Linked DNA regions of Homo sapiens: regions 1 and 3 are each linked to region 2. A link is an interaction called in ENCODE POLR2A ChIA-PET data of the cell type or tissue named here. Cell type or tissue: MCF 10A. All regions are shown on one strand.

Region 1 (4,000 bases), 1.2 Mb before region 2:
ACTCACCAGGAAGACCAGGCAGTGCAGGAACAGTGTGTAGAAGAAGCCGATGGTGCGCGCCATCTTGTTGGAGAGAACCAGACGCCCCTGGGAGCAAGGAGGGGGTGAGTGGGGATGGGGCCGGCCTCACCCACCCCTGCAGGGCTGCCTGGGCTTCACAGAAAGGGCCCTAGGGTGGCAAGGGGAGGGAAGGGACAGGAAGCTGGGGCCCCTATTCCATCATTATGGGCCAGGGACATGGGCTGCTGGAATTCTTTTTTTTTTGAGACAGAGTCTCCCTCTGTCGCCCAGGCTGGAGTGCAGTGGTGTGATCTTGGCTCACTGCAACCTCCACCTCCTGGGTTCAAGTGATTCTCCTGCCTCAGCCTCCTGAGTAGCTGGGATTACAGGTGTGCGTCACCACGCCCAGCTAATTTTTGTATTTTTACTAGAGATAGGGTTTCACTATGTTGGCCAGGCTGGTCTCGAACTCCAGACCTCAGGTGATCCGCCCAACTTGGCCTCCCAAAGTGCTGAGATTACAGGCGTGAGCTGCTGTGCCCGGCCACCGGAATTCTTTAAAAACGTTTTTTTAGACAAGGTTGCCCAGGCTGGAATGTAGTGGTCACAGCTCACTGTAGCATTGACTTCCTAGGCTCAAGTGATCCTCCTCCGTCAGCCTCCTGAGTAGCTGGGACTACAGGTGCACACCACTGCGCCTGGCTAATTTTATTTTTTGTAGAGACAGGATCTTACTGTGTTGCCCAGGCTGGTCTCGAACTCCTGGGCTCAAGCAATCCTCCCACCTCCCAAAGTGCTGGGATGACAGGTGTGAGCCACCATGTCTGACTCTAGGCTGCAGGAATTCTGAGGAATGCCCCCTCTACAGCCCAGTTCAGAACCATGCTGTGAACCATGCTCTCAGAGGATCTGCCCGGGAAGGGGAGAGACCCTGTCCCAGATCACACAGCCACTCTTGGCAGGGCTGGCGGCTCCTCCAGCCTGGGCTGCAGGGCAGGTGAAGAGGTGCCTGGAGACAGAGGCTCAGGCCTGTCCAGGGAGGGGGTGGGTAGGGGCAGGGACTCACCATGCTGAGGGTGGCCTTGTCCCAGGGACTCAAGCTCAGGTACTTCCTCTGCCGCTCCTGCACAGGGAGGGACAGTCAGGAAAGGACCCCAAAGGACCTCACAGGCCCTGGCTTGTGGCAGAGAGCAGGGCCTGGCCAGCCACAGGACACCCTGCCCGCTGTTCTTGCAGACCCCCAGGGGGCTGCCAGGGTGCTGCCAGGGGCTTCCCTGGGTGCACAGTCTACTCAGTGTGACATTCTGGACTCCCCTGACATCTGTGAGAGCCCCTCCCCGCCTCTGCAGCCGTCCATTCTGCCCATGGGAAAGTACTCCACGGGCAGAACTTCTGCAGTCTGGGTGGGGGAGGGGAGTTGTGGGGTGGGGTCCCCACAATGGATCGCCCGATTCTGGGAGCTGTAACTGGTTTTTCCTTGTCTGCCTGTCCCGCAAATGCACTCCAGGTTAACCCGGTCACTGCCACACACCCTCGGGTAGTCCTCGGCAGGTGTTCCTGAATGGGCCCTGGGCCTACATTGCACTGAAGCGGTGGGGAGGCTGTCTTGGGGGGGCTCCTGGCCTGAGGGGCCAGGGTGTGCAGGGCTGGCGTGGCAAGGCTGGCCGAGAGCACCCAGACAAGGGCAGGTGGAGGGGAGCCAGGGAAGGCCGAGTGCTCAGGGATAGGGGCCAAGTGATGGGGGGACCCCTGGGCTTCCCTGGGCTGATGCCCCTCCCCTCCCCTGCCCAGGCTGGGCTCACGAACCCGCTTGCTGAAGGAGGAGAAGGGGTCCAGGCGCTCCTCGTACTGGGACGAGTACCGCAGCTCCGTGTCATCACTGCCGCTGCCCTGCACAGACAGGGAGGGGAAGAGAACCAGTCAGTGCCTTGGGGCCCAGCGGGAAGGGCAGGAGCCCAGGGGAGCCTCAGTTTCCTCATCTGCAAAAAAGGGAAGTGGGGGAGGGAGCCCTAGATCTCAGAGGCGGGAGGAGAGGGTGCTGGGGTGACAATGTGAATGTGGCTGGTGCCTCCTGCCACAGGGGCATGGAGTTACCCATGGGGTCAGGGCCACAGTGCCTCCGGGCACAGATGGGGAACTGAGGCCCAGGCAGGGCCGGGCGCAGCTGCAGGAAGGTGGGTTTGCTGGGAGTGTGGGGTGGTCATGCGAGCAGGCAGGCAGCTGGGAGAGGAGACGCCCCCCAGCTGGCCACCCAGAGCCAGGCTGGTTTGCAGAGTCTGAGTGCCCTCTGGTGGCCAAGGAGCGGCTCTGATGGGTGGGGACAGGGCTGGGGGCTGCTGGGCCCCAAAGGAAGAGGGAGAGGTGAATCCCTGCCCCACTATGCCCCACGCTCTTCTCTCACTCATAGAAAGGGTTTCCTGGCACGGGGTGGCCCCTGGGAGGCCTGGGGGCTGAGAGAAGCCACGCACAGGCCTCCCTAGCCCAGAAAAACTCGGCAAGTGAGTTTCTGATCCACTCTCTTGGTTGCTTTTTGGAGTGTGGACCAAATTCTGTTTACATTTTTTATTATTGCTTATTTATTTATTTGAGACAGAGTTTCGCTCTGTCGCCCAGGCTGGAGTGCAATGGTGTGACCTCGGCTCACTGCAACCTCCACCTCTCAGGTTCAAGCGATTCTCCTGCCTTAGCCGCCTGAGTAGCTGGGATTACAGGTGCATGACACCACGCCCAGCCAATTTTTATATTTTTAGTAGAGACGGGGTTTCACTATGTTGGCCAGGCTGGTCTGGAACTCCTGACCTCAAATGATCCGCCCGCCTCAGCCTCCCAAACCGCTGGGATTACAGGCCTGAGCCACCATGCCCAGCCTATTTATTTTTATTTTTTGGAGGCAGGGTCTTGCTCTGTCACCTGGGCTGGAGTGTAGTGGCTGGATCTCAGCTCACTGCAGCCTGTACCTCCTGGGCTCAAGTGATCCTCCCACCTCAGCCTCCTGAGTAGCTGGGACTACAGGCACGTGCCACGATGCCTGGCTAATTTTTGTATTTTCAGTAGAGATAGGGTTTCACTATGTCGGCCAGGCTGGTCTCAAACTCCACCCGCCTCGGCCTCTCACGGTGCTGGGATTACAGGCATGAGCCACTGTGCCTGGCCCTTCTGGCTAGTATTTTCTTTTCTATTTTATTTTATTTTATTTATTATTATTTTATTTTACTTTACTATTTTATTATTTTATTTTATTTATTTTATTTTATATTTTATTTTATTTTTTTATTTTATTTTATTTTATTTTATTTTAATTTTATTTTATTTATTTTTATTTTATTTTATTTTTGAGACGGAGTTTCGCTCTTGTTGCCCAGGCTGGAGTGCAGTGGTGTGATCTTGGCTCACTGAAACCTCCGCCTCCTGGGTTCCAGCGATTCTCCTGCCTCAGCCTCCTGAGTAGCTGGGACTACAGGTGTGCACCACCATGCCCGGATACTTTTTTTGTATTTTTAGTAGAGACGGGGTTTCACCATATTGGCCAGGCTGGTCTCGAACTTCTGAGCTCAGGCAATTCTCCTGCCTCGGCCTCCCACAGTGGTGGGATGACAGGCATGAGCCACCGTGCCTGGTCCTTCTGGCCAGTTTTTATGAATGAATCTGGACAGGGGCTCCACTCTGTGAGCTTCTCCCGGCTTAGGGAGGGCAGCTAGCAGGCAGGTGGGTGGGTGGGGAGATGTCGGAAGGCCTCAGGGGTCTCTGGGGCCCAGTGCTGCCCAGCAGGTCTTGGTCCCCGACCCTCCCATCTCCAGAGCCCTGATCGGCCTCTCTCCCTGCCTGGTCCACCTGGAGCTGAGGCCAGGGGAGGGCCCTCACCCGGCCAGGGTAGCTCTGCAGGAACTTGATCTTCTCAAAGAGCTTGATGTTGTCGGCGCGCAGGCTGTCCAGCTCACTCTGCAGGGCCTGGAGGGTGTGCTGGGCCAGGCGGTTCTCCTGGGGGGGGAGGGGCAAGGAA
Region 2 (4,000 bases):
AACACCTGGCTAATTTTTTGTATTTTTTGTAGAGATGGGATTTCACCATGTTCCCCAGGCTGGTCTCAAACTCCTGGGCTCAAGCGATACACAGGCTACGGCTCCCAAAGTGCTGGGATTATAGGCATGAGCCACCACACCCGGCTACCTTCCTCATCTTTAAAACGAGGATGGTCAGGAGTGGTGGCTCACGCCTGTAATCCCGGCACTTTGGGAAGCTGAGGCGGGTGGATCACTTGAGGCTGATCAGGAGTTTGAGAGCAGCCTGACCAACATGGTGAAATCCCGTCTGTACTAAAAATACAAAAATTAGCCGGGTGTGGTGGCACATGCCTGTAATCCCAGCTACTCGGAAGGCTGAGGCAGGACAATCGCTTGAACCTGGAGGGGCAGAGGTTGCAGTGAGCAGAGATCGCACCACTGCACTCCAGCCTGGGCGAAAGAGCAAAACTCCATCTCAAAAATAAAAAAATAAAAAAAATAAAATGGGGATGGGAGTGATACCCCCCCCACATAGAATTCCTGAGAGGACCAAAAGAGAATCCATGTGGTATGCATGGCAGGCAGAAAGGAGCCTGGCTGGGAGGAAATGTACACTGCATCCCACTCTCATTCCTGCATACATTCACTCATTCACTCATTCTGCATGTACTATAGCCCAGGCACTATTCCGGACCTATCAGTGAACAAAACAAAGTCCCCCGTCCTCATGGGGCTTGCATTCTACAGGGGTTGAAAATCGGTAACAATAAGCAGAATACATAATGAAAGGGTAGAGTATGTTAGAAGGTTAGAGAGGTATGGAAAAATAAAAAGCCCAGCAGGGAGGGGTTATTATCTTTCTGTTTGTTTTGTTTTGAGACAGGGTCTCGCTCTGTCACCCAGGCTGGAGTACAGTGGTACAATCTCAGTTTACTGCAACCTCCACCTACCAGGATCAAGCGATCCTCCTGCTCTCAGCCTCCCAAGTAGCTGGGATTATAAGTGCACACAACCACACCCAGCCAATTTTTAAACTTTTTGTAGAGATGGTGTCTCGCTATAGTGCTCAGGTTGGTCTCGAGCTCCTGGGTTCAAGCAATCCTCCTTCCTTCGCCTCCCAAAGCTCTGGGATGACAGGCATGAGCCACTGAGCTTAAATAACTTCATTCTTACTCATGCCTCCCTTCCAAGGAAAGGAATAATTAATAAATCTCTTTTGCAGAAGGGTCTCACCCCCTCAATAGAGTTGCCACCTGCCCTGGAGTGTATATGCGATCTGAACGAAAGTGACTAGGCTTTAGCATACATTCACTCATTCGTTATTTCAACCAATAGATATCTCCAAAATACCTGATTATGGAGTGCCCACTATGAATTAGAAGCCCTTGTCCTCCTGAAGGGTTTTGTAGGCAGGGAAGGAGCTGCATGTGAACAATCTAAGTTAGGCAGTGAAGCCGGGTGCGGTGGCTCATGCCTGTGATCCCAGTACTCTGGGAGGCTGAGGCGGGCAGATCACTAAAGGTCAGGAGTTCCAGACCAGCCTGGCCAACATAGTGAAACCCCGTCTCTACTAAAAATAGAAGAAATAGCTGGGCATGGTGGCGGGTGCCTGTAATTCCAGCTGCTCAGGAGGCTGAGGCAGGAGAATCACTTGGACCTGGGAGATAGAGGTTGCAGTGAGCTGAGATTGCACTACTGCATTCCAGCCTGGGTGACAGAGACTCTGTCTCAAAAAAAAAAAAAAAAAAGTTAGATGATGATCAGAGCTGCCAGGCATGGCAGGCAGGCATTGCTGGAGGGGGTGAGGTCTGCGTGTGCGCCTCACTCTGCGGCCTTGTGCCACCAGCAGCTCTCTGGACTCGGGGGTCTGCTGCACCTTGGCTTGCTTTGGCTGTTTTCTTCTAATAAGTGAATAAGTGGATGGACCGTCCCTAACCTACGATCACGGGAGGCAACATAGATACGGCTGTTTCCAAGTGTGAAGGAAGGTTTTCTGAGTTGGCCCCTGAGCAAAAATATCAACCCCCGAGAAACCCATTCCCCAACCCCCAGAAGCAGGGAAGGACGCCGTGGCCATCTGCCCAGCCATGTACCTGGCCTGCGCCACGTCCCTCCTTCTCCTCTTCTCCGGCATGGGCTTCGTTGCTGTGCTTGGGAGGTCAATCTAACCCCACGGAAAGAGTGAAGAGGAGGGAGGAGCAGAGTCTCTTGTTGCAGATACGGCTGCTCACCAAGGCTGTGGGGAGCAGACGTGACCCCTGCGTTTCTGGGGCTGTGACTGCACTAGTGCAAAGGAGGAGAGATCGGGTCTGAGGGAGGAGGCTTGGCCACATGGCTAAGAACCTGAGGCCCGTGTGTGTCCGACCGCAGAGGCAGATGCTCCGCCTTGGGGTTAGGAGCTGGGAACAGGCCGTTCTCCCTACAGTCACTGCTCACATGGACCACAGCGATCTCTCCTGCCATCGGCCCCCTCAGCTGCTGACTCATGCTCCCCAGGGTTGGCAGAGGCGCCGGTCCAACTAGCTGAGTCATCAGAGGATGAATTGCAGAATTCTTATTCAGGCTGTCACCGGCAGCCGAGGGCCCTCTCCCCCGCCAAGCCATTCAAAGCATTCCCTCCCCGCTTGTCATTGTGTCTCTCCATCTCCGTCTTGGGGGCCTTGAACAGGATGCCAGCAGGGTGCATGGTGTGTCTCTGAGCACCCCCCTTAGGTCAAAATTCCAGACCTCTCCTAATAGGGACCAGGGCCTGGTTTATTAGCACGGGGCAGCATCTCAGATCTTTTTTTTTTTTTTTTTTGAGATGGAGTTTCACTGTTGTTACCCAGGCTGGAGTGCAAAGGTGCCATCTTGGCTCACTGCAACCTCTGCCTCCCGGGTTCAAGCAATTCTCCTACCTCAGCCTCCCAAGTAGCTGGGATTAAAGGCATGCGACACCACACCTGGCTAATTTTGTATTTTTAGTAGAGACGGGGTTTCACCATGTTGGTCAGGCTGGTCTTCAACTCCCAATCTCAGGTGATCTGCCCACCTTGGCCTCCCAAAGTGCCGGGATTACAGGCGTGAGCCACTGTACCCGGCTTAGCATCTCAGATCTTATTTCATCCACTCACTCATCTTATAAATGAGGAAACAGAGATACAGATAGGCTCAAGTGACTCGGCCAGGATTTGAGCTGCTTGAGAAGGCAGAGAACTGGGCATTGGGTGCTAGGAAGGGCAGCTTTGGAGTCAGACAGTTCTCAGTCTAAATTGAAATCGACTTATTCTGAGCAAGCCTCGCCAAGCCTCGGTTGGTTTTCTCATATGTAACAGAATGTGAAGGCTTCTGGGAGTCAATGGATGGGGAGCAGGCGAAGGCAAGATCTCAGCCACTGCTATCGGTTCTCCTGTATTTGATGGGGAGGCCAGAGGCTGAGATCATTCCTCTTCCTCTTTGGGAAAACTTGGAGGGGAGAGGAAGGAAGCTTTTTTGGGGGCTCTTGGATACCAGGTTAGGGGAGTGGGTTTGGCCAGTAGGTAGATGTTCCTAGAACCCGCCCCCCCTGCAGGGAGGACCCCAAATGCCACAGGCTGGAAAGTACCCACAGATGCAGCTGGATGCGGCGGCTCACGCCTGTAATCCCAGTGCTTTGGGAGGCCGAGGCGGACAGATCGCTTGAGCCCAGGAGTTTGAGAGCAGCCTGACCAACATGGCAAAATGCCATCTCTACAAAAATTAGCCAGGTATGGTCGTGAGTGCCTGTAATCTCAGCTACTTGAGGGACTGAGACAGGAGAATCATTTGAGCCCTGGAGGTTGAGGCTGCAGTGAGCCGAGATCGCACCACTGCCCTCCAGCCTGGGCGACAAAGTGAGACCCTGTCTCAAAAAACAAAATAAAAAATAAAAAAAGGGGGCTAGGTACGGTGGCTCACGCCTGTAATCCCAGCACTTTGGGAGGACAAGGCAGGCAGATCACAAGGTCAGGAGCTGGAGACCAGCTTGGCTAATATGGTGAAATCTTGTCTCTACTAAAAA
Region 3 (4,000 bases), 690 kb before region 2:
CCTCCCAGAGTGGTGGGATTATAGGCGTGAGCCACTGTGCCCCGCCTGGCCTCTCTCCGGCAAGTCTTTCACGCTCCTCGCTATTTTCCCTGGAGTTAAGCTCTAAGCCCCTACTTCCAGTCTCAGCCTCTATCCTTCCATCAGTGCTCCAGCCCTCCAGAATCCTCCCTCCTCCCTGCTCCCCAGACACCATGTACACCAATAGGGCCCCACAGTCCTTTAATGGCCAGCGTCCACCATGACTGGTCAGGGCCCCTCCCTTCTGATTGGACAGTTGTTAAAGCGTTTTCTAACATCCACCCGCATCTGAACGTCCCAGGCACCAGAGTCATCACTGATTCCTTTCTTTGCCCGGGGTTTAATCACTCCATGCAAGGGACGGGCATGTCTTCTGTCCCACTTTGTAAGGGTGCCCAACTCTCCAGGCCAAGGCTATCCTTTGGCCCTCAGAGCACGTCACATGGATTTCATCTCAGAATCGGATGTTGCCTGCAGTCTGTTGGTCTCACTGTGTTTCAGTTATTTTCCAATTTCTTCCACTGACCTGAGCTCCACCTCAGGGCGGAGACCTTGTCATATTTCTCTACAGGCCTGGCACATAGTAGGCATCTAATAAATGTCTTTTTGTTTGTTTGTTTTGAGGCGGACTCTCGCTCTTTCGCCCAAGCTGGAGTGCAGTGGCGCGATCTAGGCTCACTACAACCTCCACCTCCCGGGTTCAAGCTATTCTCTTGTGTCAGCCTCCCGAGTAGCTGGGATCACAGGTACGCGCCACCACACCCAGCTAATTTTTTGTAATTTTAGTAGAGACGGGGTTTCGTCAGGTTGGCCAGGCTGGTCTCGAACTCCTGACCTCAGGTGACCCACCCGCCTCAGCCTCCCAAAATGCCGGGATTACAGCTGTGAGCCACCACGCCCCACCACGTGTAATAAATGTCTGATGAGTGCAGGTAGGAAAAAAGGAGCCGGGCTCCTTCCTCAGTGAAGAGTTAAAGGTCAAGGGTCATGAGGTCTAATCTATCCCTCTGTACAGTTTATTTTCAGGGTCTCCTTTTGTATTTAAGAATGGGTGAGCAGCTGTGGACGGTGGCTCACGCCTGTAATCCCAGCACTTTAGGAGGCTGAGGTGGGAGGATTGCTTGAGCCCAGGAGTTTGAGACCAGCCTGAGCAACATAGCAAGACACCGTCTCTACAAAAAATAAAAAAATTAGCCAGGTGTGGTGGTGTGGGCTTGTAGTCCCTGGTACTTGGGAGGCTGAGGTTGCAATCCTTAAGGAGAATCGCTAGAGCCTGGGAGGTCAAGGTTGCAGTCAGCTTAAATCACACCACTGCACTCCAGCCTCAGTGACAGAGCAAGACCCTGTCTCAAAAAAAAAAAAAAGGGAAAAGAAAAAAATAATGGGAAAACCATACCAGCCACCTCCTACCTTGCTGGAAGGTGACCAGCCTGAGGTCTGGTTTTCCACAATTTCCTGAAAACTTCCCAAACATCTGGCGCCAGTGTGAAAAGAGCCGGGTGAGGCCTGGAGCCAGAATTAGGCCATCAGTGTTCCCTGAACCTGATAAAATCCTAACCGTCCCAGAAGCCAAGCTGGACTGGGGCGTGAGATCATCACATGCCTGAGATACTTGAATCAACTTGTTCACAGCTTTCCTGGGTCATGTTTTTCATAATTCATGATTCACAGGAGACTTTTAACAACAAAAACATTCAGATTAAATTTTTATATGAGATGTTTTTCCTTTCTTCTACAAGCATTATCAACCATTTCGATCACAAAAAAAAAAAAACCCTCTGCCCACCTCCATAATTATTTAAGGATTTTTTTTTTAACTTGTTTTTCTACTTAATTTGATTCAAAGATAGGAACTCTGGGTATCGAAAGGTGGCATTAAATTGTGGTTTCTCAGGTGACTCAGACAATTTGATGATCCAATTTGTTTTCCTTTCTTTCTTTTTTTTCCTTTTTTTTTTTGAGTCAGGGTTTCGCTCTGTCGCCCAGGCTGGAGTGCAGTGGTGTGATCACCAGTCACTGCAGCCTGGAACTCCTGGGCTCCAGCGATCCCCCCATCTCAGCCTCCCAAGTAGCTGGGACTACAGGCATTTGCCACCACACTTGGCTAATTTTTAAATTTTTTGTAGAGATAGGATTTCACTATATTGCCCAGGCTGGTCTTGAACTCCTGGGCTCAAGCAATCCTCCCACCTTGGCCTCCCAAAGTACTGGGATTACAGGGGTGAGCTACCATGCCTGGCGCTTTTTTTTTTTATTAAATAGTACATGATGCCCTGTCCCTCAAATGAAAACAAATAGGGCAGATTGCTTGAGCCCAGGAGTTTGAGACCAGCCTGGGTAACATGGCGAAACCCTGTCTCTACAAAAAAATACAAAAATTAGCTGGGCATGGTAGCACGTGCGTGTAATCCCAGCTACTCGGGAGGCTGAAGTGGGAGGATCACTTGAGTGCAGAACATCAAGTTTACAGTGAGCCGTGATCATGCCACTGCACTCCAGCCTGGGTGACAGAACAAGATCCTGTCTCAAAAAAAAAAAAAAAAAGAAAAAGAAAGAAAAAGAAAAGAAAACCACACCAGAAAATCTTTTAGCAATACCCTCAAGTCAGTTTTCTCTTTTTTCTTTTTTTTCTGCTGAAAGAATACTCAAAGAAACAGCCCAGCTCTTTTTATTTCTCATGGATACTTTTCAGGGACCTATGTGTGTAACCATTAAAAGACATATTGGAACCATGCTGAAAATTCCATCTCTTTGAATAAGGACTGACTTCACCCAGTCCCCAAGAAGTAACAAGACGGCTGATTACTGTCATTATTTTTGCCATTTGAAAACTCTCCACAGATGTTTCTTTCTCTACGGTCAGAGAGGCTGCTGCTTCAAGAGTAAGACTTGTGCCATGTTGCCTTCAAACAGGAGAAGGGGAGGGGAAAACGATTTAAAAACAAGAGGGAGCTGGGTGCTGTGGCTCATACCTGTAATCCCAGAGCTTTGGGAGGCCAAGGCAGGAGGACTGCTTGAGACAAGGAGTTCGAGTCCGGCCTGGGCAACATAGTGAGATCCCATCTCTATGACTGATAATTAAAAAAAACAAAACAAAACATGTTTTAATTAAAAAAAGAAAAATCAACAAAGAGTATTTTTATGATGGTCTTTTGGAAACAAGTTTGCTTTCTCTTGTTTTCTCTGTGCTATAAGGCCAAGGGCACAGGTCCCTCCTCCGAGGTGAGGCTCCTCTCTCTGACCAGGTGGGGAGTAGGTCTGGCTGCACAGTGGAGGGTGGAGCATTGCCCGTCATTCCTTCAGGACTGACACCCTCAGTGCCCCGCTGCTGGGAATGCTGGTGGCTAACAGCTTTTAGCTGAGTCCTTTTGCAAATATAGCCTCCCCAAAGACAGCCACCTTGGTCAAGTCCATGGCCCTCCCCGAAGGCAGCCAACATCTATGGCTTCTCAGTGTAGGGGTTATAAAGGCCCAGTCCCCATGCCTCAGGGTGGGACAACCCTGATGGGTGAACGCAGTTCCGGGGACCTCACAGGATTTGCTGTGGCCTTTGTTTGTGACTTTAGAGCAGCTCAGCCCTTCCCTCACTTCCTTAAATGAATTGATCCAGAAGTATTGACCCAGTCCCAAAAAGCTTTCTTCACTGAAAATTCTGTCTCAGAGTCCGCTTCCCGGAGAACTGATTTTTTTTTTTTTTTTTTTTTTTTTTTTGATACAGAGTTTCGCTCCTGTTGCCCAGGCTGGAGTGCAATGGCGCAATCTCACCTCACCTCAACCTCCGCCTCCTGGGTTCAAGCGATTCTCCTGCCTCAGCCTCCCGAGTAGCTGGGATTACAGGCATGCGCCACCATACCCAGCTAATTTTGTATTTTTAGTAGAGATGGGGTTTCTCCATGTTGGTCAGGCTGGTCTCGAACTCCTGACCTCTGGTATCTGCCCACCTCAGCCTCCCAAAGTGCTGGGATTACAGGCGTGAACCACT

The links. Peaks named below come from ENCODE experiments on the same cell type or tissue, not always from the same donor. Only the 100,000 strongest peaks of a DNase experiment are listed, where the experiment ranks them.
Region 1: POLR2A ChIA-PET joins it to region 2 with 5 read pairs; 2 of 35 experiments call an interaction of 5 or more read pairs at or near these places.
Region 3: POLR2A ChIA-PET joins it to region 2 with 5 read pairs; 1 of 35 experiments calls an interaction of 5 or more read pairs at or near these places.

What each region holds. Positions count from the first base shown.
Region 1 is chr7:102,277,927-102,281,926 of GRCh38, reverse strand. It overlaps a transcript of CUX1 not described here. Among named protein-coding and RNA genes, the nearest start is that of SH2B2, 6.9 kb to the left of the region's middle. RefSeq lists enhancers at 1,478-2,097, 2,098-2,716. In MCF 10A, a CTCF peak has its summit at 2,291 (motif pointing left); a DNase peak (open chromatin) is centred at 2,286.
Region 2 is chr7:101,098,796-101,102,795 of GRCh38, reverse strand. No RefSeq gene overlaps it. Among named protein-coding and RNA genes, the nearest start is that of TRIM56, 15 kb to the right of the region's middle. RefSeq lists cis regulatory regions at 2,459-2,469, 2,504-2,514 and enhancers at 2,392-2,536, 2,437-2,581, 2,334-2,628, 1,989-2,696, 2,697-3,404. In MCF 10A, no CTCF peak of the experiment used is centred here; a DNase peak (open chromatin) is centred at 2,475.
Region 3 is chr7:101,790,130-101,794,129 of GRCh38, reverse strand. No RefSeq gene overlaps it. Among named protein-coding and RNA genes, the nearest start is that of CUX1, 25 kb to the left of the region's middle. In MCF 10A, no CTCF peak of the experiment used is centred here; DNase peaks (open chromatin) are centred at 1,589 and 1,939.